2 separate regions of the Mus musculus genome follow, and region 2 is linked to region 1. The links are chromatin loops, found by intact Hi-C in ENCODE. Cell type or tissue: gastrocnemius. All regions are shown on one strand. Each heading gives the region's core, and the rest is flanking DNA. Links, peaks and the distances in the headings are about the cores only. Region 1 overlaps Pdcd11 (programmed cell death 11). Region 2 has its middle 9.8 kb from the start of Neurl1a.

Region 1 (15,087 bases), core at 2,967-10,966:
TAGGCGCTCTCCTACATCCCCTTGTATGCCCCAATGAGGCTTTCTCAAAGAGAGATGTTCATGAAGTGAGTGCTACGTGTTTATGAAGTGAATACCCGTGCACTACTGAGATTAAGGTGCGGGTCTGCCTGAGTGCCTGACTAGCAGCTGCAGAGCCTTGGGTGGCACCCCAGTACTGCATAACCAGACAGGTGGCACGCCCCTGTAATGCCAGTGCTTGGGGGGAAGGGAAGACAGAGGGTCAGGAGTTCAAAGCTATCCTTGGCTATGTAGCAAGTTTGAGGTCATCCTGGGCTGCATGAGACCCTCCAAAATAAAAAGGTAGTGTGCTAGACTACTTACCTAACGTGCACCACCTAAGCTGGGTGTAGTGGTCCTCACTTGTAATCCTAAAACGTAAGAGGTGGAGACAGGAAGATCAGGGATTCAAGATCATCCACAGATGCAGCAAGTTCTAATGCAGTCAAGGCTATGGGAGACCCTAGTTTTTGTTTCTTAAAGTCATTGTAAGTAAGCAGCTGCAAACTCCCCCTCGCCACCACAGTTATTCTAAAATCAGAATCTCTCGGCATTCTGCGGCATTGGCTTTACACCGTGAATTTACCAGCCGGTTCATTCTCTTCTTTAAATGTTGTTTATTTGTGTGTGCATGCAAGAGGCCTGTGTAGGTCAGAGAACAGGGTATGGGAACCGGTTATTTCCTTCCACCACGTGATCCCAGGAATTGAACTCAGGTCATCTCACTAGCCTGACACTAAATGATTTTGGTTTTGTGTTGAGTTTGATTTATCTTGTTGAGCCTCTGGCTGGAACTCACTGTGCATAGACCAGGCTGACCTCAAGCTGTGTGTGACTCAGTACATGAACCACCACGCCTGGCCCGCCACTGGGCAGTTTATATGCAGTGAGCCACTCCTTCAGTGTCAGTGATTTGAGTGTTCTCTGCTCTGTGATGCCGCCACATTTCCAGAAGAAACGACTGCTGAGTGTGTCTCACTAATTCCCTGCTGTCTTTGGGTCTTTGGTAGACTCTGTATTGATCCAGACACTTGCTGACATGACCCCGGGGATGGTCCTTGATGCCGTGGTCCATGAGGTGTTAGAAGATGGTTCAGTGGTGTTCAGTAGTGATCCTGTGCCTGACCTGGTCCTGAGAGCCAGCAGATACCACCGGGCAGGTGAGTTGACTCATCACGGATGGCTGGTGAGACCCTGTGCTTCTCCTCCTCTGCTGGATACAGAATTTCCAAGATTGGGTAGCAGATGAGTCGGTTCATTTGAGGCATACTTACCTTGTATGGATGAAAATCAAGACCATTGACGGCAGGATAGATGTTTGTGTGTGGACCTTGTGATGGGTAGTGTCAGTGCTCAGCTGAACAGGACCTAGAATTACCTGGGCCGGCCTCTGGGCACGCCTAGGGAGTGGGGGCATCTTGGCTTGTTAATTTCAGTGGGACGGCGTGGACTGTGCTGCTGGGCTGTGTGAGTAGAGAAAGGGAGCCGGATGCATCCTCTGCGTTCTGCTTCTTGCCTAGGCGAGGTTTGATCAGTGTTTCCCATCCCTGCTGACTTGACTCCCCCACCATGATGGACTGAACCTTTCTCTCAGGAGCTGCTGTTGTCAGAGTATTTTATCACAGCATCAAGAAACTAAGATAGACAGGCTGGAGAGATGGCTCCGCTGTTAAGAGCACCAACTGCTCGTCCAGAGGTCCTGAGTTCAGTTCCCAGCAACCACATGGTTTGCTCACAACCATCTGTAATGGGATCTGATGCCCTCTTCTGGTGTCTCTGAAGAGAGCAATGGTGTACTCATATATTAAATAAACAAACAAACAAACAAATACATAAATAAAAACTAAGGTAGAAGAGCCTTTATTGTAGTTGAGTGAAGTTGGGATTTTATGTTATTCGATTGTATAACTTGAGGCCCAGCCCAGCCTTAGCTATGTGTGGTAGACCACCTTGGTTTCCCTATCTCTGGGCCATGTAGATGTGGCAGATGTTCTATCTTTGTCTTTTGGACTGAGGGGGCCCAGAGAGCTGCCTTCCCTTCCCCTTTGTCCAAGGCTGATCGTGCTGTGCTTGGCTCTGCACTGTAGGGCAGGAGGTGGAGCCTGGACAGAAGAAGAAGGTCGTGGTTCTACACGTGGACATGTTGAAGTTGGAGGTCCACGTCTCCCTTCACCAGGACTTGGTGAACAGGAAAACGAGAAAGGTAAGCTCTCGTCCACGTCCTATCTCCACTCTACACTGCTCTCACTGCTCAGAGAACCGTGAGACCGAGTGACTGCGCCTCGCTCTGACTAGCGCTTCTGTTTTACTCTTGCCTTGGATAGCCAATAGGGCAGATTTTCGTGCTGGTTCGGGTGACAGACACATCTTATGATCCAGCTGTCCGTAGGGCCAGTCAGCTACTGTGATGAGTGAAGAGAACATAGGTTGGGAGGGTTAGAGCTTAACCAGACTGCCTGGCAAATAGTGCCTGGCTCACGTGGCACAGACTGTTTGACTGTCTGGGTCTAGTGTTGGTAAATGTATGATGTCATCCACCCCACACCAACCCCGACCTAACTCTTTGGTTTTTTGAGACAAACTGGCTTTGAACTCAGTCCTGCCTTGGCCTCTCAAGTACTTTTTTTTTTTTTTTTTTAAATAGGAGAAGACAGAATTTAGATTTTTATTAGAAATAAATGTTGAAAATGTTGTAAGCTAATTTTAAAAACAAATCGGAAATAGTCAGTATGTCTGGGCATCCCAATTTCCAGGCAGCGTGGCCACAGTCTGTCCTGACACCTCTGTAAGAGTTGGGCATGGTGATGTAGTTCTTTAATCTACATAGGCAAGCAGATCTCTTGACTGTCCTGGTCCTCAGAGCTACACACAGAAACCCTGTCTTAAAAAGGATAAGTTTAGCCTGGCGTGGTGGCGCACGCCTTTAATCCCAGCACTTGGGAGGCAGAGGCAGGTGGATTTCTGAGTTCCAGGACAGCCAGGGCTACACAGAGAAACCCTGTCTCGAAAAACCAAAAAAAAAAAAGGATAGGTGTAGGGAAAAGCTCGAAATCTGTAGAAGTATTCTTTGGGTAAGGTGTACAGGCTGGGTATTGCTTATTCAAATGAAACGCATGGGATGAGAAGTGTTGCAAATTTTTCAGGTTTTTAAAAAATTTTTTGTTGTTGTTGTTTTTGAACCCTTTTCCAGCTGAGAAAAAGCAGTAGACACCAGGGAATCGTACAGCATCTGGAAGAGTCCTTTGCCGTGGCATCCTTGGTGGAGACTGGCCACCTTGTGGCTTTCTCTCTGATCTCTCACCTCAATGATACCTTCCACTTTGACTCTGAGAAGCTGCGTGTGGGGCAGGGTGTCTGCCTTACCCTCAAGACCACAGAACCGGGAGTGACCGGTCTGATTTTGGCTGTGGAAGGGCCAGCTTCTAAGAGGACCAGGATGCCAGTTCAGAGGGATTCAGAGACAGTTGATGACAAAGGAGAGGAGAAAGAGGAGGAGGAGGAGGAGGAGGAGAAGGAAGAAGAGAACTTGACTGTGAAGTCTAAGAAAAGGCATAGCCTGGCTATTGGGGACAAAGTCACTGGGACCATTAAGGCTGTGAAGGCCACACATGTTGTTGTAACCCTAGCTGATGGCTTTGTTGGCTGTATCCATGCCTCCCGCATCTTAGATGATGTCCCAGTGGGCACCTCGCCTACGACCACACTGAAAGCCGGGAAGAAAGTCACTGCGAGAGTGATCGGTGGGCGAGATGTGAAGACATCTAAGTATGAGGTTTGGGGAGATGGGACTGGCTTTGAGGGGACTGTGGCAATTATGGGAAGAATGGGAACATAGGCAGAGATTGCATGTAAATAATATTTTCTCTTAGTTAACTAAAAGGCAATCAGTCAGGATCCTTTAGCATATATATATTTTTAAAAATACTATATAGCAATTAAAGGGTGGATTTACACTTCGACCTGGCTCTGAATTTCAGATTACCTGCCGAGTCATTTCTGTAATTTGTAAAGTGAGAATAATGGCGTAGTCTACCTTGGAAGGCCATTGGGGAAACCGATGAAGTGCATGCGTGTGCTGCCTGCATACAGTATATATCAGCAGTTCTCATAGGGCCTCCTTCATAGCACTTCTTTTATTTGTATTACTTGTGTGTGAGCGCTCACATGCATTCACAGGCACACACATACTCGGTCTGGCCCATGCATGGCAGTTATGGCAGGCAGTTAGAAGACAGCTTTTCTCTCCTGCCACCTTGTGTGATCTGAGGAGTGACCTTAGGTGGGTAGCCTGCACACAAGCCATCTTAATGGCCCCTTACTCTAAATTGTATCATATTAGATTTCTTGCTATAACAAGAAGAGTTCAAAATCTGGCCTATGGATAGCATATTAATTTCAAGCATTAAGCATAGGATCTCTAGTAAGTCAAGTCTTTTCAGTACCTGGTATGATTGATAGTCCTTAAAGACCCTCCATGGACCTTTGTCAGCCTAGTCTGGTGTGAGGTGGGTGGTAATCAACTTGAGTTAAGGTGGAGCAGAAAGAGGTTGTTATCTGGGATCATCGGTTAACACTAAGAAGTGATTTGATTTCTTTCTCTTTAGGTTTCTCCCAATAAGTCACCCCAGATTTGTTCTGACCATCCTGGAGCTGAGTGTTCGGCCAAGGTGAGGGGAAACCTAGCAATGGGCCTTTCATACCTAGAGGTATGAAAGTTGAAGTCGGCATAGGGCAGTGGTTCTCAGCCTCTGGGTCATGACACTTTGGGGCGGGCGGGCGGGCGGGGGGGGGGGGGCGGTCAAATAACTCTTTCACAGGGGTCATCTAGGACCATTATGAGCATTATGAGGTAGCAATGAAAATAATTTTAGGATTCCACAGCATGAGGAACTATATTAAAGGGTTGAAAATCATAGAGGCTCATACCCGAAATCCTAGCACTTGAGAGGCTAAGGCAGGAAGATTGCCGTAAATTGAACCCCAGGCCAGGCTGTAGAATAGAATGTCAACACTGTTTGCAGGTGTGCTAGTGTTTAACAAAAGGAACCTTTCTGTCTCAGCCCAGTTTTCTAGAACTCAGTAATTCCTGAAATAAGTAGGTATCCAAGAATACATATGCTTTCAGCGTGTGTAGCTTGAATGCATGGTGACAGCTGAGGTGACAGCTGAGGCAGAACTGTAGGTTATCTGGTGAGTTCTGCAGAGTAACACTGTAAGAGACTGACTGGTCCCCACAGTGAGTTCTCCTGTTCTCATATGGTAACCATTTTGACCCTGCTCCTTTCTGTTTCCTCCACAAAAGACTCCAACGTTTCGGGGTTTAGGGTCATCATCAGTAAACCATGCTGACACGTGACTATAAGAATGCCATGTAGGGGCAGCCTGAGGTCTGGCAGGTTGGCATTCTCATAGCAGGAGATGTCACGGAAAGACTTGGAATAACTTTGCAGCAGTGTCTGGTCGGCAGCCTAAGGGATCCGTTTCTGGGGAGGCTTGTGCCTGCCATGGGGCTATTTCTATTTCTGGGATGTTGAGTTCTAGTTGCTAGCCGAGTTTTGTTTTTTGTTTTTAAGATTTATTTATTGTTATATGTAAGTACACTGTAGCTGTCTTCAGACACACCAGAAGAGGGCATCAGATTCTATTATGGATGGTTTTGAGCCACCATGTGGGTGCTGGGAATTGAACTTAGGACCTTCAGAAGAGCAATCAGTGCCCTTAACCACTGAGCCATCCCTCCAGCCCAGCTAGCCGTGTTTTTGAAACTTCAGATTCAGCACATTAATTTTAGATTATTAGTATATTTGGTACATAGACCATATATCATTTTTTTCTTTACTGTACTTTCCTTAGTTTTACAGGTTGTTGGGGGTTTTTTTTGTTTGTTTGTTTTTTGCTTTTTAAATATTTATGTAGTCTACATTCTTGGTGAAAATGAAGCCCATGCCTGTGACTCTAGTGCAGTGTCTTTCCCTTTGCACTGGAAGGTCGTATCTTTTAGTTAGCAACCTTTTTTTATTTTTCTTCCCCTCCTTCAGTATTTTGAGATAGGGTTTCTCTGTGTAGCCTTAGCTGGTCTAGAACTCACACTGTAGACCAGACTGTCCTTGAATAAAGAACTCAGAGATCTAGCTGCTACTGCCTCCCAAGTGCCAGGATTAAAGGTACTGTGCCTGCCACTGCCTGGCTTAATATATTTTTCTGTTTTCTTTCGTTTTAAGTCTGGCTTTTATTAATGTTTTCTCTGCTTTTGCCCTCTGTGAGCTTTCTGTGTGTGGCAGGACTGGGGTAAAGTTTGTTGCATTTAAAAATATGTTTCGAATGGATGGTTGTTGCACAGTGGCAGACTTCTTATCTAGGGCATGCAAGAGCACCGCTGAAAAGAAATTTGGAAGGATATCTGCGTCAGTTTAAATAGTAGCCATTTAATCCTCTCATTCTCCAAGAGTGGTTTACATTTGGGCTTGCTTCTGATCTTCATAAAAATCGCAGAAAACGTCTTACGGTGCCACAGCAAACAACATTGAACTCACTCCCCTGTGCTCGCGTGTGGAATTTCTCTTGTGTGGAATTTCTGAGTCAGAATAGTTTCTCCAGTCACTAGCACATACAGCCATATTTTGCATTTTTAACAGCACCACTGTACCAGTGTGTGGATGAGTCTTGTTTTAGAAACCATCTGAGTGAGTAAGTTGGGCTAGCAAGTCTTCCTTTCTTACAATTTTTTTTATTTAGTCATTTGTGGATTGACAACTTTCAGACCACATGTTCTTGCATGTCTGAAAATAAGTAGATAATGGCAGTTTAGCAGAGGCTTTGAGTTAAGCTCTGACTTCAGCTCCTGCCTCGGTAGCAGACAGTCAAGTTACTATCTACGCTTAATTCACACATGAGGTTGTTTGTAAGAACATTTCTGCAAACCAAAGCAATAGCTAAAGTAAAGAATGAAAACAATTTGTTTGTTTGCTTGCTTGTTTGTTTTTGAGACAAGGTTTCTCTGTGCCCTGGCTGTCCTCAAATGAACTTACTCTGTTGGCCAGGCTGGCCTTGAACTCCCGTAGATCCACCTGTCTGTGCCTCTCGAGTACTGGCATTAAAGGCATGCACCACCACATCCAGCCCAAACTATGTGTGTGAAACATGAAGCAGTTTGCCCTTAGTTTAGTCACAGATTAATGACTCAGAAGAGATGATTGGTCCCAGATTGATCATTGAGAAGATTCTCCTTTAACGAGTGAGATTGTCCATGAGAGTAAAAATAGCTGAGTCCCTCATGGCCACTTGAGGGAGGTCTTTGAAGTTAGAGTGTCCCAGTGGTTGGCTTACTCTGTTGTGATTTTTTTCAGTGAGTTGAAGGGTAGCTACAGTGCTCTTAATACTCACTCTGAGAGCCCCGTGGAGAAGATCAGGCAGTACCAGGCTGGGCAGACTGTGACCTGCTTCTTCAAGAAGGTGAGTAGTTACTGCCCTCACTGTAGGCTTGACCCTCCTTCAGAGCTCTCAGAGCAAGCTGGGCAAAACTGGAGTCAGAGCCTCTGCACTGGGCATTCGGAGTCTGTCCTTACTGCCATGTAGGGCTGTGGGTGGTGATACCTGGCCTCTGCCCTGAAAAACCTGTCTCTAGGTGAGCTGAAAATAAGGGAGTGGTGGCGGGGAGCAGACATGTGTGCCTCCACTAGTCTCCCTTCTATGCCTTCTTGCCTCTGGTCACTGACTCCAACGAGCTATCTTTCCAACCTTTGAGGATATATCTGTTCATCTGAAAGTCTGAACTGAGTAAACACCAAAAATGTAATACAGAGTTGGAGGCATGGCTTGGCAGTTAAGAGCATTTGCTTTTCCAGAGGACCCAGGTTCAGTTCCCAGCTCCCACCTGATTGCTTACAACTGTCTGTTAACTCCAGTTCTGGATGTCCATTCAGCATCCTTTTCTAACCTCCCCGAGCACCAGGCATGCACATGCTACACATACATACATGCAGGCAAAACACTCACACAGAAAATAAAAAATAAACAAATCTTTAAAACTATGTAATATAGAAGAAAAGGTTTAAAGGACCAAAAATATCAAAGACCATTAGAAAGGCAGCATGGAAGTTTCGGGATAAGTACAGACAATGCAATGTCTCAACCAGCAATGCATTGGTTGAGACTGAGTAGACAGGTTGGTATGGTGGCCGCCAGAGCCCAAACTCTGACAATAGGCAAAGTGACCATGTTGATGGCCTGAGTGGTTAAGTCAGAAGATGCAATATTAACCTAGGGGTCTCTGCGTTTATGGATGGACAAATTAAAGCACCATTTGAGACAGTAGATGGCTGACTGCAGCTGTCTAGTGGGAGATGTGGTGAGCAGCAGCGGACCTGTCCTCAGCATAGAGCTGCTGCAGGGCCAGACTGCTCCCTGGGCACAGGCATGGCCGTGGCTGAGCAGGATGAGCTGTCTCAGGGCTGACTTACCCTCCACGGTTTCCCTTTGACATGCATGCTGTGTGCTGCACAGTGACTGCTTCCTAGCCCTCTCCAGATGCATTAGGAAAAGCCAGTCTTTCTCTCCTGTTTGGGATTTTTGGTCTGGTTTGGTTTTGGTTTTATTTTGTTTTTTTGAGACAGGGTTCTACACCTTGGCTGGTCTATAACTCACTATATAGACCAGGCTGGCCTTGAACTCAGAGATACCCCTGCTTGCCTCCCAAGTGCAAGTATTAAAATCATACCTGGCATGAAATCTTTCACTGTCAGAGTCTCTTCCATAATCTTCCTGGCATGCCAGTGATGTTTATCCTTTTAGTCGCCTGGGACATTTATAATCTCAGAAATTTAACACAGCATACGAGGTTGTTCATGATCTGTTTGCACATTTCATATTCCAGTCACCATGACAACCATCTTTGGTTTTCCTCCTATCTGTATCATGCTGATTCCTGTGCCTGGTTTGTCTGTTTTCCTTCTGCCTAGTGCCCTTTTAAGAGTCAGCATCTAGGGGCTAGAGAAATGGCTCAGCAGTTAGAAGCACCATCTGCTCATCAGAGGTCCTAAGTTCAGTTCCCAGCAACCACATGGTGGCTCACAACCATCTATACTGGGAGCTGATGCTATCCTTTGGCATGCAAATGTACGTGCAGATTGAGCACTCATATACATTAAATAAATAAACAAACAAACAAATCTTTTTTTTATAAAAAGTCCCAGCACTTGGGAGGCAGAGGCAGGCGAATTTCTGAGATTGAGGCTAGCCTGGTCTACAGAGTAAGTTCCAGGACAGCCAGGGCTACACAGAGAAACCCTGTCTCAAAAAACCAAAAAAAAAAAAAAAGTCAGCATCTGCCCTCTCATGTGCTTGTTGGTAGCCAGTATATCCCTGCAGCATGCAGCACTTCTGTATGCTGTGCGACACTATTTAATTATGTATGAATTGATTGAAGCTATGAGATGTGGAGGTGGGCGGCGCCTCAGGATGGATTCCTGTCCCTTGGAGAAATGAGGGGTTTTGACCTTTTCATCCGTGTTTTCAGTGTTCCCAAGAGAGTGCATTTTAGTTCTGGGCCAGCCAAGGGTGCTCTTACATCTGCCCTGTCCCCCACAGTACAACGTGATGAAGAAGTGGCTTGAAGTGGACATCGGACCGGACATCCGAGGGAGAATTCCCTTGTTGCTCACTTCCCTCAGCTTCAAGGTCAGTGTCTGGAGAAAAGATTCAAGAGTTTACATGGGCTATATGGGGTACCTGAGTAAGTACGGGGTCTGATGGGTTAGGAGGCAGAGACTTAAATGTTTTATTTTTGGATAAATGACAAACCTTTATGGGAACATTAGAACTTTTTTTTTTTTAAATCCTTTCAGGTTCTGAAACACCCAGACAAGAAGTTCCAGGTTGGGCAGGCCATCGAGGCCACCGTTGTTGACCCAGACGTCCCCAGGGCTTTCTTATGTCTGTCACTCATAGGTGTGGAAAGACACGGTACCTGGTCAGAGAGAGGCTGGGGTGGGAGGCTTCAGTTACCACCAGGATTAGAGACCTTCAGTGTCAGGAAGCCAGGACAGAGCGTTCTGGGAGACAGTGTATTTGTTTGGTTTTGGTTTGCTCTTGGGCTTTGTTCTCTGGCTTGTGTGACTCTATCGCTCTCTTAGGTCTCCTTTTTCTAAACTTGGTTTTCTCCGGTCCTTTGGAAGGGATTATCTGTCTCATGGTCGTGGGTTCAAGCTGTGATGAGCCTACTCAAGTCTGGGTGCACCTCTGGGTTGGCAGGCCATAGTCGGCCAGACTGCCAGGAGCTCTGTCTCCACTTCCCACCAGGACCTTACAGACTTGAAGAAGGTGAAGTGGCCATGGGCCGAGTGATGAAGGTTGTACCCAACAGGGGACTGACCGTCTCCTTCCCTTTTGGGAAGATAGGGAAAGTCAGTATGTTTCACCTGAGCGACTCGTACTCCGAGGCACCCCTGGAGGACTTCTGCCCCCAGAAGATTGTCAGGTGAGCCAGAGAGTTCTTCTTTGCCTAAGTATGAAATTGGTGGGATTTTCTTTTAACTGAATGTGATATGGGTGTGTGTGTGTGTGTGTGTGTGTGTGTGTGTGTGTATGTGTGTGTGTGTGTGTGTGTGTGTGTGTGTGTGTGTGTGTGTGTGTGTGTGTGTGATTTTAGTCTTCCCCCCAACCCTGAAAAACTTAACAGTTTACATAGTTAAAATTGCTACTAAGTTGAACTGCCAAAGCCTTTTCACTGGAACGTCCTGTGTGTGTTAATTTCACCACAGATGGAAATGGAAAAGCTCTAATCCCTGATCTCTGTGCCTGTGCTCCTGCCATCGCATACTTAGGTGCCTTCTCACTCCATAGGGGAAAATATCACTAGCTTTAGAACTACTGATGGCAGGAAGAGAGAGGAAAACAACATGGAAGATGCGTGCTTCTGTGCATCACAGGATGTGTGTGTAGGTCAGAGGACGTGTGTGGGAACTGGTCTCTACTTCCGTCTTGTGGTCTTGGGGCCTGACTTCTTCCACCTGTACCCTTCAGACCACTGAGTCACCTCTCTGGCCCCCAGAGCTGATTCTCAAGCATATTCTTCATGCATGCAAAATGCTGGCTAGGTATCTTTTGACATGAATATTGATAGTTGTGTGTGGATAGTGTCCAAGGTGATGTCTTGCAGAAAGCCAGTCAGATAGGCCTAACTTGCTTCCTCTGAATAAAGATGTTATTTACTTGGTCTACTGTCACATAGTGTATCCATTGTTTCTGTGACGATGCACTTTCTTCACTCTGCCGATAGAGGGTGCACTCTTGCAAGCATCTGTAGTGGCTAGTTTCTCCTGTGTGTGAATTTGTCAGCTTTACAGGAACCAAGGCATAGAGTCCTCTGTACTTTCCCGTTTTCTCCTTGAGCTGGAGCCCAAGAGCCAGGGGTGGGAGAGCAGCCGGGGCACAGCTTCTTCTGAGAACATGTCTAGTTTAGATTTTTGTTAGCATACAAAATAATGGATATCATTATGGCATTTTCACAGATCAAATCATTGTACCTTGCTGATACAGCCATCCTCCCATTACCGTCTCCATCTCTCCTCCATGGCTGCCCTGAGACAATTCCTCCCCACCCCATAGTCTCCCTTCTGCTTCCCTGTTATGGGGTCAGTTAAATCTAGATTCTGCATATAAGAAATGTGTAGCCCCCTGTCCGTCCACCCAACTCCAATTACTGCCTTTTGTTCTTCCATCTGTCCTTTTATGCTTTACTTTATCTTATCATGCATATGGGTGTTGTCCCTGAATGTGTCTCTGTGAACCACATGGGTGCCCGGTACTACAGAAGCCAAATGAGGACATTGGATCCCCTAGAACTGGAGTTACGGGTACGTGTGAGCTTGTACGTGGTGCTGGGTACTCAGAGCCAGTGCTTATAGTCGCTGAGCTAGGTTATCATTTTTCTCTTCTTCCCCTACAGTCCCTTCCCCTCTCATGTCCTGTGTGTGTGTGTCTGTGGGTGTGTATGTCTGTGTGTGTGTGCCCACGCACATACATGGAGGAAATGTGACCCTGTCTTTCTGAGTCTGGTTTATCATGATGAACCCCAGGTTCACCAATCTTCCTATAAATGATGTAATTTTATTCCTTATAATTAAGATTACACTCTGTGTGTATATGTCATTTTTCTTTATCCATTCACCTGTTGATACACATCTTAAGTTTAAACCTGTTTTGTGGCTTTTTGTTTTGTTTTTTACTGGAAGGGAAACCTCAAATATATAAATAAGTTTCTGTTTCTTCTCCTGCCTGCTTTTGCCATATATACTTCGACCTCTAATCTTTCCAGACTTAAACACATATGTGGGTATAATTTCATTTCCTCTAGTATTAGAACTTCACTTTATATATTATTTGCAACTTGCTTTTCTCTCAAACCAGTATATCATGAATTTCTCCTTCATGCTAGTATCTTGTTCTTTCACCTTATTTTTAGTATTTATTTGTACTACAGCATTTTTATCTAACCTTATTTGATCAGTTCTCACGGATAGACAGTAAAATTGAAATGCCTGTCTTTTGTGCATGTTTGGATTATTGTACAAGTTTGAAATACATTTATAGAAGTAAATTTAATGGACCAATTGATGTTAAATATTTTGCAAAATTGTCTTTCACTTATAGTCCCCTAACAGTGGTGACCAACTTCCCTCTTCTTCCTTGTTAGGACTGTAAGACTGGATTGGTTTGTTTTGGCTTGTTTTATATGTATGAGGCCTGTGTGTATGTGCGTGTACCATTTGGGTGCCTGGTGCCCTCAGTAGCCACAAGAGGACATTGGATTCCTGGAACCGGAGTTCCACCTTGTGAATACTAGGAATCAAACCCAAAAATCTCTGAAAGAGTCGCCAATAATCTTAACTGCTGAGCTTTTCTCCAGCCCAGACTGGATAAGCTTAATTTTTATTTTAGTCATGGAATAGGCAAAGATTGATCTTTCATTTTAATTTACATTTTTAGTTAGACCTTTAAAAATATTTATTTTCTATGTATGTCAGTGTGCATGCAGTGCCTGTGGAGGCCAGAAGAGGGCGCTGGAATTGGAACTGGAGCTATACAGTTGCTCTATAGGTGCTCAGAACCACACTGGGGTGCCCTGCAAGAACAGACAGTACTCTTACTGCTGAGCCACCTCTGGTCTCTTAGTTTGCATCTCTTATATTGTCTCTTTATGTTTTTTTCCTGTGCTCTTGTTTTCCAAGCCAATTGCTTGTATTTATTTGAAACATTTATATTTTTAATTAAAAAGTATCTGTACATGTTTTTTTTAAAGGATAGCAACCTTGGGGGTGCAGACTTTATAAACAGTTTCAGGCGCCCACTAACAAACCTGGGCCCAAATTATCTGTGATTGGTTGGTTTTGAGCTGAGTTTTATATGGGCTGGCCTCAGACTTGTGATCCTCCTTAGAGGATCTAGGAGTTCTAGGTTCTAGGAGTACAACTTACACCACAAGCCCCACTCTTAGTTCTAAGACCATTTTTGTAGCCTGAGAAAAGTGGCTTTGCAGAACCAGATCTCAAGATGTGTATCCTACTACCAGCCAAGGCCACGTAGAATGCACTCCTCCCAGAGTCAGACTAGAAAGCAGTCTTGGCCCAAACTCCATCTCGAATGTCCCAGCCTCTGACTTCCACCTAAGTTGTCAAGTATTTATCCAAACCAAATAGCATAGAGATACCCAGAGTCTGGTGGAAGACAGATTCTCAGTGAATCTCTGAGACACACGGGAAGCTTATAAAATGAGGGTGTGGCTTTGAGCAACATAGTCATTTGGAATACTTTTATGACAGCCAGACCTGTGGGTAGTATGCAATCAAAATTCCCGTCTTCTGTCAGATGTGGGTAGAAAATGGTTTGCCTCAAGGTAGCACCTGAAGCCTGCTTCCGCAGCAGGGCTCTGGTGCCTGTGAGAATCACATCCCTGTTGTGGGAATGTTTCACGTTGACTTGTGGTCCCTGTAATCCTCTCTGAGTCTACTTAGTGATAAAGGACTATGAATTACAGTTTTACCCGAGCTACTTTGGAAACTAGTGAGAGTCAATCCCACTTTCCCTCTTCAAAGTCTGTCGCTGCTCTGTCTGGCTCCTCTCCAGTCAGTTGTCCCTGGGTCGTGTTTTCTGTGGTTTTTCTGTCTCTATGGAGGTTACAGTTAAGAGTTACTGTAGGGACAACTCCTGGTAAACTCATAATTGAAGGTAGCAGAAGCTGAGGATGCCCTGAGTGCCTGTAACCTAGCCAGCCCTTTAGGAGCACAGTGCAGGGTAGAGCCCCAATCTGTCACCTCCCGGCCATGCGACTGACTGGAGCTCAGCTTGCTGCCCCATATGGTGAGAGTGCCCTATTGCAGCATATCACCTACTCGACTAAAGATCTGTCTCACTTTTAATTTCATGCGTGTGAGTGTCCAGAAGTATTGATGGTTGAGTGTGTCTTCCTCTTTTGCCTGTTTCAGATGTTACATCCTGTCCACAGCACACCGTGTGCTGGCTTTGTCACTCCGGTCATCCAGGTGAGTGTTGTTGGTGTGAGAAAGGAGAAAGAACAACTCAGAAGACCTAGGCTATATATAGTGCATTTGCCTGGGGTAGAACTCTGAGTTCCACCCTCCTCTGCCTGTCTGTACACTGAACCTATTTTTATTTAAGTGTGCATGATGGGTTGGGGGTTGCGGGAGGCATTTGAGTTTCTGGAAGAATCCAGACTCTTGTCTTGAAGGGAATAGTTTACTTACCTAAATGTGAGTATTCAAGGAAACATGATGATACTGGTGAGGGCAGGTGTCTGGCTCCAGGGTTCATGATCCATCCGGGTGAGTGTGGGATAGAAGGGTTGACCAGCATTCTACTGGCTAAGGTCAGGCTTTAAACGCAGCCTTTCTCGGCCTTGTTTCTGCATAGCTAGCTGTCAGACACAGAGCCCTGGCCTGGCAGGACTACGGGAGTGAGCAGGCTGGACTCTGTAGGTTACAGTCTTCTAGGTGCAGAGACAGAGTCTTACAGGGGTCCTGGGCGGAGGGGGGGCAGCCATGGTTAACTGCATGT
Region 2 (15,087 bases), core at 4,604-12,603, 53 kb after region 1:
GTGGTGCTGTCTGAGATGAGATTTCAACCCCTAACATGCTAGGGCTCTGAGGCTGTGTCCTCCGACAAGGCCTTCAAAGTCTGGGTGATCCCCCCTCTCCCTCTGTCTCCCTCTTCCCCCCTCCCCCTCTGTCTCCCTCTTCCCCCCTCCCCCTCTGTCTCCCTCTTCCCCCTCCCCCTCTGTCTCCCTCTTCCCCCCTCCCCCTCTATCTCCCTCTCCCCCACCCCCTCTGTCTTCCTTTTGTCTGTCTTCCTTCCTTCGCTCCATCCCCTTTCCTCACCCACCCGCTCACTTCCTTGAGTTTTTACCGTGTTGCTGAGGCTGCCTCAGCCTCCTCAGTAGCTGGGACTGTAACCAATACACCCACCTCTAGGGAAATTCCTTTGAAATGTTTTCCTAAAGCTTTTATTTTTATGTGTGGGAACTGGAGAGTTGACTCAGTGGTTAAGAGCGCTTGTTGCTGTAAAAGACCCAGGTTGGATTCCTGGCACCCAAATGGAGGGCTCACTGTCTTCTTGGACAACAGGCACACATGTGCTACACAGGTGTACATACAGGCAAAAATACTCAAAGACATTTTAAAAAATCTAAAAGATAAGAGTGTGTGTGTGTGTGCGTGTGTGTGTGTGTGTGCACACCTATGAAAGCCAGTTGAGGGCTCCAGATTCCCTTGATTGCAGGTGATTTCGACCCACCCAACATTTGAGGCTAGAAGCCAAACTCTAGCCCTCAGAAAGAGCAGGAAGAACTCTTCCTACCCAGCCGTCTCTCCAGTTCCTAAGGGAGAACCTTAAAGTCCATCTTTTCTTTTTAATGATGACTGGAAAACATTTTTCTTTTAGACACTAGTGAGGACGTATTAACTTGCGATTGGAAGATGCTTGGAGAATATATCAGTAGCTTCTATCTTTGTTTTTTCTTAATTGGAATCTTGTAGATATATTCTTGAGGTTCTTCTGGGTGTCTTTTTAGACAGCCTTGTGTAGCCTTGGCCGTCCTGGAACTTACTGTGTAGATGGGGCTGGCCTCGAACTCTGAGATCCACCTGCCTCTGCCTCCCAACTACTGGCATTAACGTTGTGTGCCACCACTGCCCTGGTGATTCTTTTTCTTTTAAAAGGGTCTGAGGAGCTGGAGAGATGGCTCAGTGGTTAAGGACTCATACTGCTCTTGCAGAGGACCCAAATTTGGTACCTAGAACCCACATTGGGCAGCTCACACTCTCCTGTAACTCCAGATCCAACACCTTCTCTGGGCTCTGTGGGCAATGTAATCACATGTACACAGACCCTCCATACACACACACACACACACGTATATCCCATATATATATGTGTGTGTGTGTGTATGCATACTATGTACAGTTATAAATAAATAAATAAATAATATACAATACTTGATATTCTGAGACAAGTTAGCTTCATTGTTCATGGAACCTCTGCTCTCATTTATGTATTTATCTCTTTATTTGCCTTTTGAGACAAGGTCTCATGATGAAACATAGGCCGACCTGGAACACACGATCCTTTTGCCTCAGCCTCCTGAGTGCTGGGATTATAGACACATGCCACCTGCTGGGCCGGGAGTTTGCCTGGTAGGACTGCTGCCTCTGTCTGATCCGCTGTAATCCTGACACTTGGGAAGCAGATAAAGTTGCATGGCTACAACTTTGAGAATGGTCTGGTCTGCACAGCAAGTTCCAGGCCCATGGGATCTACATTTTGAGACTTTGTCTCAACCAAAAAACTAAACCAAAACAAAGCAAAACCAACTCCGCATCTGTGTGCGCTATGCGCATCGTGCCTGTTCAGAAATCGGTGTGTGGTTGTGTCACTACTCAGGGTGGAGTGATTGCGCCCTCTTTCCTTGCAATCATCTTCCTTTCAAAGGAAAGGTGTTGAAGGAGTGGCCCACTTCTCTCTCAGTGCTGGAAGGCTACTGATTCCAGCAGAAGAGCAGGGCTGTCTGTGCCTCTGAGTAACCTGATTCTCTGCTACCTTGGGGACAGAGGCTCTACAGAGCCATGTGGTGCCAAGAGCAGGATAATGAAAGGGGACTCCTTAGCCAGCAGCACAGGGACAGCTGGCTGACCAGCTGGGAACAACTTGAACTAAATCCTTATTACAATCTTTTTTAATAGGGTCCCACTCTGTAGTCCAGGCCAACCCAAAACCCATTCTTTATAACTAAATTCCATGTCTCAAAGTCTTAAACATGCAATTAAAATGATAACATTAGACAAGAAGCTGTAGGCAAATGGCTTAACTATCAGGGACAGAGTCTCTGTGAACAGGACCCAGTTGGGTACTGGGGAGAAAGACAAAGAAGACATTGCCAGGCAGTGGTGGTGCACACCTTTAATCCTAGCACTTGAGAGGCACAGGATTTTTGAGTTCGAGGCCAGCCTGGTCTACAGAGTGAGTTCCAGGACAGTCAGGGCAGAGAAACCCTGTCTCGAAAAACAAAACAAAACAAAAAAATATGAAAACAAGAAACTTGTGCCTGGGTGTAGCTTGTCTTTTGCTACTTTTTGGGTTTTTTCTTTTTTCCACTCCTTTCCATCCTTTCAACCCCATAATATTAGAGGAGAGAGAGAAAAGGATGGAGGGAAAGGAAAGAGATCCCTAAATAAAGGCAGGGTTGGAAAGGAGGTGACATTATTGTTAGACTACTTCCTGCTGATGAGGGATATTAAGTTTCTTGGGTCAAGTTTGATCTTGAGGATATCTAATTTCCTCCTCTCCCTCCTTCGCCCCCTCCTCCCCCCCCCTTCTTCTTCTGGTTTTGTCTTTGTTGATGAATACTTAAAAAAAAATTGACCACCAACAACCAACAACCAATAACCAACCAACCAACAAATGACCAATAACCCACCTCACTCTTGGAGTCCTAGGCTTTATATACTCTCTAAAAAGTCCCCAGAATTCCAAACGTCACATAATTGCAGAAACTATCTGAAGCTGGCAAAACCGTCCCCCTGCAGGGGACAAGGCAAAACATAGCCAATTGCTGTGGGCAGTGTCCATAAACCCACACCTGGGGTTAAAACAAAGCACATTCTTATACTATTTCTCTCTCTCTCTCTCTCTCTGTGTGTGTGTGTGTGTGTGTGTGTGTGCGCGCACATGTGTGTGTTTTAAAAGAAATCAAAATTCCAGAATTCCCACTACACCTGGGTTTTGGTGTTGAGTGTGGGTAATGCCAGCCTTTTGGAGGCAGAGGCTCATGCATATGATACTCAGAGGATAATTTGTGGGAGCTTATTAGTTTGTTTCTCTGCTGCTGTGATAAAACACTTTGACCAAAAGCAACTTGGATAGGAAAGCATTGATTGTCATAAGGACACAGTCTGTTCCCTAGGGAAGCCAAAGCAGGAGCTGAAACCTGGAACGTGGAGGCAGACACTGAAGCAGAGACCATGGAAGGAGACTGCCTACTGTCTTACTCTCCATGGCTTGCTCAGTTTGTTTCCCTCTACAACCCAGGCCCATCTGCCCACAGTGGCATCAACCATATCGATAGTTAATCAAGAAAATGACCCACAGGCATGCAAATGAAGCCAATCTTATGGAGACCAACTCTTCAATTGAAGTTCCCTCTCCTGAGTTGACTAGTTGTGTCAAGTTGACAAAAACTAACCAACACAAGTGAACCTTTGTCAACTTGACACACAACCATCACTATTAAACCATAACCTTTCCTTTCTTCTTGATCCCCAAGATTTCATGTCAAAAATCATGATGTAAGACATAATATATGTGGGAAAAAAAGACATAATATAATTTTAAATGTCTCACAGTCAGGGTCTAATACCCAGGACTCACAATTTCCTAGGTTCCTAAGGGCTAGGGTAACTCCAGTTCTACTGCTTGGCTATTCACAGTATACACAGCTTGTGTTGATGGCTCAGGCCAGCTCCACTTTATAGCTGCTACTGTCTTTTGTCCCCCAGTCCTATCATCTCCAATATTCTGGGTCTGCAACTTAGGCTTCATTTTAACCATGGACTCCTGGCCTTCTCTTTAGAGAGACTCTGACCCTGTCATGTAGTTCTGTGCCTCAGTTCCTCTCCACGACGTCTTCAGTCCTTCAAAAAAAAAGAAAGAAAAAAAAAAAGAAAAGAAAAGAAAAGAAAAGAAAAGAAAAGAAAAAACCCAGCACCATTATGTGGGAGACTCTTACACATTATTTTCTAGGTTCTGATACCAGCTTGATATGCAGCCTCAGTCTCCAACTAAATCATAGCTTCTGCGTGGCGATCCTGAGAAATTACATCCCAGATTTCACCTCTGTGATGTTGATCTCTATTAATGACTGCCGGTTTTTCAGCCCTGACTATCCAGCATCCACTGCCCCAGTAAAGCAAAAGTTTCACTTCCACAGACTTTTAATTCACTATACCGTGTGAGTAGCCCCAATGGAGTCTTCACCTACCTATGAAACTTCACAAGCTAGGCCTATTACACTCCCAACATTTCCATCTCCCAGATTACCATAACAATTCATTAAGCTCTAAGCACTTAACAGCCTTCTCCAGCTCAGAGCCCCGAAAAAAAGAAACAAAAAACAAAACAAAACAACAACAACAACAAAATCCTTTCAACAAACTTTCAAGAACAACACAGTCAGGTTCATTACAATACCCCACTTCTGGGACCAATTTCTGTCTTAATTTGCTTTGTGCTGCTTTGATAAAATACTGATGGAAATCAACTTGGAGAGGAAAGGCTTGTTCCAGCTTGCAGGTTATTGCCTATTATCCAGAGAAGATAGGGTAGGAGCCTAAGGCACGAAGTGAAGCAGAAGCCAGGGAGGAACATGCTTTCTGACTTGCTCTCTATGGTTTACTCAGCTTACTTTCTTATAATCTAGAACCACCTGTCCAGGGGTGGCACCATAGCATAGTGGGAGGTGCTGACATTAAGGTCTGGTTCTTTAACTGGTTCTTGACTTGTTAATAAAGAAGGTTGGGAGCCAATTGCTTGGCAGAACGGACAGGTGGGGCTTCCTGGTCCCAAGAGGAAAAGGAGACTGGGTGTGGGTGGAGGGCTTTTCTGCCAGGTGAAGCACACAGCAATCGTGTAAGATCTTGGGGCAGCTAGAACCAGTGGCCTCTGCTATGGGCAGATGGCCAAGGAGGTGTGTGTGTGTGTGTGGGGGGGGGGGTGTTAGCTGACACAAATTACTAAGTTTAGAGTAGGAGAAGAAATGGAGATAATAATTGATGAGGGCACACCTTTCCAGGCAGGAGATTCTGTGCCTAGCAATTGTGCCTAGTCGGCAAGCTCTAAAATAATAAAGCTGTCTGTCTGTCCTTTATCCAAGGAGTCTAGGTCCTTGGGAGTGGGCTGGTGGAGTGGTCAACTCCCAGAGCATAGCATGGCTAGAGAGAGAGGCCGGGTTGGGGCTGATTATCATTGACCCCTGGAGCTAAGCTGGGAGAGACAAAGGGAAGCTGGGAGAGACAAAGGGGAGCCGGGAGAGGCCAGAGTGCACCAGCTCCCAGGCAGGCTGGGTCAGTGCTGGGGGCAGCTGATCTGGAGCTAAGCTGGGAGGATCTGGGAGTGTGGTTGCAGCTCCCTGGCTAAGGTGGTAGTGTGCTTTTAAAACTACATGCAACACCAAAGTGGATAGGCATTCTTCTATCAATTATAAACCAAGAACATGCTCCAACAGACATATTCACAGGTCAGTCTGATGGAGCGCATTCCTCGACTTAGGGTCCACCTTCCCAGCTATCTCTAGCTTGGATCAAACTGACAAAAACCAACCAGCACAATGTCTCCACTGGCTGAGCCATGTCTCCAGTTCTCCACAAAGTTATTTTTTAAAAACGGAATTAAGGCCAGGCATGGAAGCACATGCCTTTAATCCCAGCACTAGGGAGGCAGAAGCAGGGGAAATCTCTGTGAGTTCAAGGATAGCCTGGTCTACAAAGTGAGTTTCAAGACAGCCAGGGCTACACAGAGAAACCCTGTCCAAAAAAAAAAAAAAAAAATCAAAACAAAAACAACAAAACAAACAACAACAACAACCAGGATTAAAGGAGTTAGAGAGATGGCTCAGTGGTTCTAATGTGTGTGTGTGTGTGTGTGTATGTATATATATATATATATATATATATGTATATGTGTGTGTGTGTGTGTGTGTATTCATTCTAATATATAAACCAGAATTCTCTATGTAGACCAGGCTGGCCTTGAACTGTAGATATCTGCCTACTTCTGCCTTCCAAGTGCTGGGATAAAAGCATGCACCACCACGCCCAGCCTTCTTTTATCCTCTTGCTGATGTAACTCATGACAGCTGTCTCTAGCTGCCCCAGTGGGAAGTGGGTGTTTGTGGAGAGATTGGTCTGAGAAGGAGGTGGTTCAGCTCTGAGGATAAGAACCGGCTCAGAGAGCCAAGCCAAGGAGAAACCTGGGTCGGATGCTAGACATAAGCAGATGTTTATTCTCAATAAGTAGAGGCAGCACAGGAGTCCTCCAAAGAGGCCCGGGAGTGCTCCGAAGGGGTCCGGGAGAGCTCCAGGAGGGCCTTGGCTTACTTAGGCAGATGAATGCTTGGGGGTGATTTGTCCTTCTTTGGTCAGTTGCCACAGTGGGGAGGAACCTCCTCCCCACTGTGATGAGGAAGAGGTCTTGGTGCAGCCGGGTTAGAAGGGCAAACAAGCTGAGTGGCTGAGTAGGGACAGTTTCTTCAATGACATCTCCTTTATAAGAAAGTAGTTAATGCAAGCCACACAACATACGTTGCCCTTCCAAAAAGATCTTTGCCTTTTGAAAGATGTCGGAACGACCAACGTCCTTTGAAGGGTTGTGATTGGCCTGAGGTTCTCTTCTCCCTCACAAGTTGGAAGGCACGAAGGAGATGCCCATGATTTTCTACTGCCCTCTAGTGGTAGATGAGGAGAACTTGAGATGAGAAGGAAGAAGGGAGAGACCCTTGAATCGCCTTCGGGTGTGCCTGTGGGACCCCTCCTGAGCAGCAGCGACTGCTGAGGCCTCAGCTCATCCGCACTGGCTGTTAGGACGAAGAGCTTTTGGTGTGACTTAAGGCTAAGAGGCTTAACTGGAGAGGCGCCATTTGTCTTTAGACGTGTGCGGGAGGCGTTTTTGTCAAGGATAGGGCATTTAAATTATCTATGAGAGAAACAGGATGCTGGGTAATGCACCCATTTCCAGCACCTCTCTTTGGTTTCAGTGTTCCCTGCCTCTATTTTGTGTTCATTAGCCGCTGGCTCTCCCCGCGGCTAAAGAGTCTGGGAAGTGAAGCAGGGAGACGCTGGTTTCTGAACACAGTGAAGCTAATGCAATATCTTCCCCCTTATGCTGGAGGGATTCTAATCCAGTGCAGCTCCAGGTCCGCAGGGATCTGAACTCAGCCCTCCTCTCAAGTCAGCTCTAGGCAACATCGCTAAGCCTTGGGATTCTCCCTTGTTCAACAGGAAGAGCCCTGACACCACCAGTATGTAACTCAGGGCGGATCCCAGTCAATCAGCTCATTCATTGGTAGTACTTAGGCCAGGACCCCGTGCAGACAAGTGCTTTACAAATGCCACTTATAGCTAAAAAGATGGCTCAGAGCAGCAAAGATGGTTAAGAGCAGAACAGTATTTTCCAGAAGACACAGTTAGATTACCCGAAACCACACAACCTTCCAGAACTCTAGTCCTAGAAGTTCCGGTGCCCTCTCCTGGCTTCCGAAGGTACTGCATGCGCCCAGTACAGAGGCACACATGTAAACAGAACACCCATACACATACAATTTTTAAATGAAAAAAATTGAAATAAATTCCACTTTCTATAATTATCTCAGCCAGTGGCCTTGGAAGGGCCAATGGAAGCTTGGGCTTGAGGTCGTGACACACGCTTCCTGGATGGGAGGTTTGTTTTCCTTCCTGCTTCTTAGAGGAGACTCCACTTACACACTGAGCTGCAACGAGAAAGCTCGATTCAGGCCTGGGTTTTATCTATGGGCGTCCTAGAATGAGTACTTAGGCTGGTAGTAGGACTTTTAAGGATCTTCTTATGACTTAGGGGGAAATTGATGTGACTCCAAATTATTTTTTAAAAAAAGAAACTTTAAAAAGTAATGTTGGCATAAATGCTTCTAAAATGTGACATTGTGTCAATTCCACTAATCATTATATGTAGTACTCATAAATATTTCATTATTCTTGATGACCATGTTTTTTTTTTCTTCACTTGGCAAGAAATCCAACTCATGCATGACTACACAGAAATAAAATCAGTTATAAATTCAGTGACTTCCTTGTTCTCTGAATCCAAGAGCCACAGCAGTAAAATTCCTTTCAAAATGTGTAATGACCTTCCTTTCATGTGAGGTGTGGTCTATTTTATCCTAAAACAATATTTATTTTATTTGACATGTGTGTACCTATGTGTTTGTGTGTACCGGTACATAGAGGCACCTGCAGAGGCCAGAGGAGGGTCCTGGATGCCTTGGAGCTAAAGTTACAGGTGTTTGAAGGTTGCCTTATGTGGGTTACTAGGTAGTGAGTGTCACCTCAGGTTTTTCCCACCCACAACCCAGTTCCTCAATAACTACTTGTGTGTCTTTGGCCCCAGCCTTGAGCAGACTAAACAGACCTCAAGTGCTTGCCAATGGGTTTAACGACCCAGGTGGAGTCTTCCCCTTGCTGCACCTGCAATTTCCTAGAGGAACTTAGAAGAATAGGCTGCCCCAGGAGCTTGCTTTGTAACAAATCCAGCTGAAACAGAGCATGGGTCTGTGGGCTTGTCCTATATAAATGCACTGTTGAATATTAAACTTGGAGCCCTGGTCAGAACCTTGTCTTGGCTTCATCCTTCTCTCACACCCCATCCTTTTCATTTCCAGCTCCCCTTTCAGGTGATCCAGTTCAACCATGGCCGCTGGATGGCTACAGGTGGCGCCCAAAGTGGGGCTTTGTTGCTGTCACAAGCAAACCTACTTCTTTTTGGAAACAACCTTCTTTGCCTTGGCAGCCTTAGGTTTAGCTGTCTTGGGCTTGGTAACCTCGGGTTTGGATGCCTTAGACGTCACCGCCTTGGGCTTTGGTGGGCTCTTTACTGCCATTTTAGGCTTGGCACTAGCCTTGGCCTTCTTAGGACTCTTGGCAACTTTCTTTACTCCAGATGCCACAGGCTTCTTTGCTTTCTTTGGAGTTTTCTTCACAGGATTCTTTGCCCCTGCAGCCTTTTTAGGCTTTTTAGGGGTGGCACCTGAAGGCTTCTTAACCTCGGCAGCCCCAGTCTTCTTAGGCTTGGCCTCACTGGAAACCGCCTTTTTGTTAAGCTTGAGAGAACCCGAGGCACCGGCTCCCTTGGTCTGCACCACGGTACCCTTGCTCACCGGACTCTTATGCCTAAGCTTGACGCGGTTGTTGTTCTTCTCGACATGGTAGCCACCAGAAGCCAGTGCCTTCTTAAGGGCAGGCAGGCACACGCCACCGTCCTCCTTAGAGGCAAACATAGCCTTAGTTATGAGCTCGTGCACCGTAGGGCCTGTGGCCTTGCACTTAGCCACACCAGCCTTTTTTGTCATCTTCTTCTTGGTGGGAGACTTCTCTACAGGAGCTGGAGCCACAATATCGGTGGGAGCAGTTTCAGGTATGGTGAGAATAAAGGCTGCTAGCTGCTGGAAAAGAAAAGGAAATCTAACTGGAAGAGCAAATTTTGCAGTTATTTATACAAGTACAGCTTAATTTAAGAATCATGTACTGAGGGGCTGGTGAGATGGCTCAGTGGGTAAGAGCACCCGACTGTTCTTCCGAAGGTCCGGAGTTCAAATCCCAGCAACCACATGGTGGCTCACAACCATCCGTAATGAGATCTGACACCCTCTTCTGGAGTGTCTGAAGACAGCAACAGTGTACTTACATATAATAAATAAATAAATCTTAAAAAAAAAAAAAATCATGTACTGAGCTGGGCAGTGGTGGTGCACGCCTTTAGTCCCAGCACTTGGGAGGCAGAGGCAGGTGGATCTCTGAGTTCAAGGCCAGCCTGGTCTACAGAGTAAGTTCTAGGACTTTAAAAAAAAATCATGTACTGTTCCTTACTTTATAGGACATTTAAGAGCTCATACTGGATTGTTTGGACCCCTGGGCAATGCCACAGCAGAATTGTATACCAGGCAGATTATAGGCCTTACAGGAACACTTAGCCATACATACAATCTCATTCTTTATATCATCAAAATAGTAATAGTTTGAGACAATAATTTGGTATTTCTAGAAAATATGCACGTCAAATTGTAAAGAATTGTTCTCACTGTCCTCAATTTCTTCATGTACCACATAATGGTGTTATTCCTCGAGGACTCGTACCTAATCAATTATGGCAAATGGATGTTACCCATATTTTCTTATTATCCTGAAGGACAAGGTATTGTGGAACCAGCCCATGGAACTTTAAAACAATATCTTCATAAAAAAAAAAAAAAAAACCAAGCTGGGCGTGGTGGTGCACGCCTTTAATCCCAGCACTCAGGAGGCAGAGGCAGGCAGATTTCTGAGTTCAAGGCCAGCCTGGTCTACAAAGTGAGTTCCAGGACAGCCAGAGCTACACAGAGAAACCCTGTCTTGAAAAACAAAAACAAAAACAAACAAAAAACAAAAAAAGGGGGGGGAATTATATCTCTGTACACCACAAAATTACTGAAATCATGCTTTTTATTTTAAAATTTAAAATTTGGATTCCAAGGAACTCTCTGAGTGTGGGAGGAGCAGCTACTGGCACTGGTTTCTCAAGGAAAAAATTATAAACTCCTTAGAACAGCAATAGAAAAAGATATAGAAAGGATAGAAACCTCTATTTCCCATTTGCAAGAATCTGTAAACTCCTTGTTTTAGGAGAGCGTTTTTCAAAACAGGAGAGGACTTGATCTTTTATTCCTTCAACAGGGAGGACTATGTGCATCCCTCCATGAGGAATGTTGTTTTTACATCGATCATTCAGGAATAGTAAAGGCTAAAGTTCGAGAAGGACTGGCCAAAAGGAAAAGAGAAAAAGGACAGAATCAGGGATTGTTTGAATCCTGGTTCTCCACTTCCCCATGGCTTACAACTTTATTTATGTATTCACCATTGCTCTCTTCAGACACACCAGAAGAGCATCAGACCCCATTACAGATGGTTGTGAGCCACCATGTGGTTGCTGGGAATTGAACTCAGGGCCTTTGGAAGAGCAGTTGGTGGTGTTCTTAACTGTTGAGCCATCGCTCCAGCCATCGCAGCTTTAATTTCTACACTGCTTGGACTATTAGTTACAATCTTGTTGCGTTTAACTTTTGGACTTTGTATCTTAATCAGTTGCCTTCATACAGGATCGCTCTCAGCAAGCTCAGCTATTCACCATGGCAGTTATTCATCCCTATGAAGAGATGCATTGAGTGCCTATTCAATTGTCCTTCGTGGCTTTGGTCTGAATGGGAAAGAGTGGGCTATAGAAGGCCAATAGTCAGAGATGGGCAAGAGTGTTCCTGAGCTCCGATCAACCTAAGACAGAGACTATATCAATGCTCTGTTTGTGCTCCCTGATGGGTAAGAAGAAGCTATATATAGACAACACCGACTTAAGACAGGCATGGTCATCCTCTTTACCCTAGACGGGATTATGGAAAACAAGTAAGTCTTGTGCCCCCATCTAGCTACTGGTCCTTCTCATCTTTAAAAAACAAAAAAAGGGGGAGTTGTGCCCTTTCCCCCAGCCTTGAGTAGACTAAACAGTCCGTAAGTGCTTGCCACAATGGGTTTAACGACCCAGGTGGAGTCTTCCCCTTGCCTCATCTGCAATTTCCTAGAGGAACTTAGAAGAGTAGGCTGCCCCAAGAGCTTGCTTTGCAACATAATCCAGCTGAAACAGAGCATGGGTCTGTGGGCTTGTCCTAAATAAACACAGTGCTGAATATTCAACTTGGAGCCTTGACCAGCAGCACCTTGTCTTGGCGTCATCCTTCTCTCGCACCCTGTCCTTTTCACTTCCAGCCCCCTTTCAGGTGACCCAGTTCATCCATGGCCACTGGACGGCTACAGACTTGGAGGCTTATTGATTTATGAATGAACGCCTAGGCCAGAAGCTTTGGCTCGTTCCCCGACCAGCTCACACCTTACATAACCCATTTAAACTATTTTATGTCTGCCACAAGGCTAGTTACCTCTCCTGAGTTTCATACGCCCGACTTCTTCAGAGGCCAGGGCAAATCTCTCCACCTCTGACTGACTCCTAGAGTTCTAATCTCTCTGTCGGATGTCCTGCCTTCTATCCTGCCTCACCTTAAACTACTCATCAGCTTTTTATTGGCAGGTGATGCTTCCACACAGTACACAAGAGATTATCTCTACACCTGAGGTCCTTTGGTCCTCTGAGAGAACAACAAATGACCACTCACTGAGCCTCCTCTCCAGTCCCCACAAATGGTATATTTTAGTACATTTGAACCGATGAAAGTTGGCCCCAAAGGTAAGAATATTTATGGGTCCGTGAATATTCCTAGGATGGGGCTTTATGGCTCCTTCCCTTTCTCTTTGCCAGAACTTTGTCTGGCTTGAACCTGTGAAGAAGGTCTGGTCCATGCGGAGTTAACATGTGTATCGGTCATGTGTCTGTGCTGTGAGGTCTTCTGCGCATGCCTCTGAAGATGCTGTCTCCTTGGAGCCATCCCTAAACTCTGGCTCTTAGAATCTTTCTGCCTCCTCTTCTGCAGGGATCCTTGAGGGGAGGGGAGGGGAGGGGAGGGGAGGGGAGGGGAGGGGAGGGGAGGGGAGAGGAGGGGAGGGGAGAGGAGGGGAGGGGAGGGGAGAGGAGGGGAGGGGAGGGGAGAGGAGGGGAGGGGTCACCTGCTATGTCAGCCACACCCAAGGGTAAGAACCAGGCCTAGGAGTAATTGGCCAACGGAAAATTGACTCCGTGGTTTTGCGTGTGCTTTTTGCTTTGGTAATTTTTGTCTCAACTCTCTCTCTCTCTCTCTCTCTCTCTCTCTCTCTCTCTCTCTGCACACACACACACACATACACACACACTTTCAGCGGGTGTGGGAGGATTTAAGAGGAGTTGGGGGAGGGGCAGTATGATCAAACTACTGTATGAAAAATCTTTTAAAATTATTTATTCACTTTGGGTATATGAGTACTGCATAGAAAGAGCATCTACGCAGCATGTACACCTGCTGGCCAGAAGAGGGCATCAGATCCTATCAGAGATGGCTGTGAGCCACCATGTGATTGACTGCTGGGAATTGAACTCAGGACTTCTGAAAGAGCAGCTGGTGCTCTTAACCTCTGAGCCATTTCTCCAGCTCTGACAAAAAAAAAATATTTTTAAGTTAAAAAATTAACTGGCTAGATTGGCAGGCCAGCAGAGCCCCGGGGAACTTCTGTTTCTGCTGGGATCACAGGCGTGTGCCTCGTGCCTAGATTTGTCTTTGTTTTTGTTTGTTTGTTTGTTTTTGTTTTGAACATGAACTCAGGTTCTCACAATTACAGGGCAAGCACTTTACCGACTGACCATCTCCTCAGGTCTACTAATTGTTCAAGGAATGGGCAGTGGGTAGGGCTCAGTCCTCGGGAATAAAGCAGTGTGGCCCCGCTTGGGTGAACCCCATTCTTGTTTGCCTTGTGGGCTGTCTGTGGCTGTCTTCAGCTATCCTTGGCTATCCTTGGCTATCCTTGGCTAGCTCTGGGTTCAGCACCTCAGGGATCAGGGAAGGAAGAAAGCAGACTCTTGGTCAAATCAAACATCCTGCTAGGTTTTCAACATGATTGATAAAGGACTTCAGGTCTCAAATTCAGACCCGTGGACGCTGTGGAGAATAAGGGCGAAGGGGAGAGTGGAGCAGACAGGGGGAGAGGGAAGAGAAGAAAGATGGGGGAGGGGAAAGAGAAGGAGAGGAAGAGAGAGGAGAGGGAGAGACCAGAAGGGAAGGTAATGGGGTGGGAGGGGGAGCAGGGGGAGTTTCGCAGAGCAGCTTTTGATGGAATCCTGACCTCCCCTCTCATCTCTGCCTGGGGTCCTCTCTCCATTGTCCTACTAGCTGATATGAGCTCTCACAGACATGGGCAGACAGACAGACAAACAAAGAATCTGCAATCCTGGAGAGGGGTTTCTAAGGTGTTGGGTGCTAGAGCACCACCTTGTGGTGTTGGAGTTGTTGTTTTTTTTGTTGTTTGGCTGGTTGGTGGGTTGATTTGCCTTTTCAAGACAGGGTTTCTCCCTATAACCCTGGCTGTCCCTAGAACTTGCTCTGTAGACCAGGCTGACCTCAAGCACACTGAGATCTGCCTGCCTCTGCCTCCCGAGTGCTGAGATTAGAGTCCTGTGCCACCACTGCCCAGTTTCACCTTGTGATGTTGATAGTTTCACTGAAGCCACCTAAACAGTGACTTCCTCTAGCTCCAGTCTGCCCTGGAAGCTTCTTCTCGCTCCTCCTTTCCAGGATGGGGCTGAGCTACCTCCTAACTGTTGCCTTTAAGCTGCCTGGGTGGTGGTTGTGGAGGGGCTAAAAATCTGGGAGTTTGACCAGAGTCCAGAGGAAGGAAGGAAGGCTGCTGGCACTCTGTGATTCTTCAAGATGGATTTACCCAGAGCCAGAAAAGGGTTCCCAGAACCCAGGACAATGTAGAAGGTTATACTTCCTTCTTTAGGTCCCTGCCTGCTTGCTAAAGACCTATATCCAGTTGACATTTAACAGTGGTGTCCCATGCCCCAATCTGAACTCCCCAGGGGGGAAAAAAGTAGGGTTAAGGGTTCAAGGGGTGACACTGAGGGGCCCTTGGGCAGACAAGTGTAGGGTGTTTCTGCTCAGCATGACCCCTGCATGATCCTTCACAGCCGCACATTGGCTGGCGGGGGGGGGGGGGAACGGGGTCGGGGGGGGGGGGTCTCCCTCATCTCAGCCCAGTTTAGCCCTATCTTCCTCCCATGATTTTCCTCTGAGTCAGGGGAAGTTTTGATACTGTCTCAGCTCCCTGCCTTTGTCCCTGATACTGTGCTGAACAGGGAATTACAACCTATGCCCCAAGCCATGTCCAGTAACTGGTCCTTAATTAAACTGAGAAAGCAGAAAAAGGAGAGTTAGTGAATG

Evidence for each region. A loop is a pair of places that touch in the nucleus more often than their neighbours do. Peaks named below come from ENCODE experiments on the same cell type or tissue, not always from the same donor. Only the 100,000 strongest peaks of a DNase experiment are listed, where the experiment ranks them.
Region 2: it touches region 1 in a loop (5-fold over the local background); 34 of 42 quality-filtered maps call a loop at or near these places.

The regions. Positions count from the first base shown.
Region 1 is chr19:47,109,933-47,125,019 of GRCm38, forward strand. It overlaps Pdcd11 (programmed cell death 11), which reads left to right. Exons shown (of 36, transcript NM_011053.2): 18 at 1,029-1,178; 19 at 2,106-2,221; 20 at 3,209-3,783; 21 at 4,623-4,685; 22 at 7,365-7,470; 23 at 9,604-9,693; 24 at 9,861-9,963; 25 at 10,315-10,492; 26 at 14,499-14,555. LOC115489011 (a long non-coding RNA gene) reads right to left here and starts at 574. Exons shown (of 2, transcript XR_003952861.1): 1 at 343-574. In gastrocnemius, for the core only: no CTCF peak of the experiment used is centred there; no DNase peak of the experiment used is centred there.
Region 2 is chr19:47,161,517-47,176,603 of GRCm38, forward strand. It overlaps the pseudogene H1f11-ps. Among named protein-coding and RNA genes, the nearest start is that of Neurl1a, 9.8 kb to the right of the region's middle. In gastrocnemius, for the core only: CTCF peaks have their summits at 6,914 (motif pointing left) and 7,709 (motif pointing left); DNase peaks (open chromatin) are centred at 6,939 and 7,698; H3K4me3 peaks cover 970 bases; H3K27ac peaks cover 632 bases.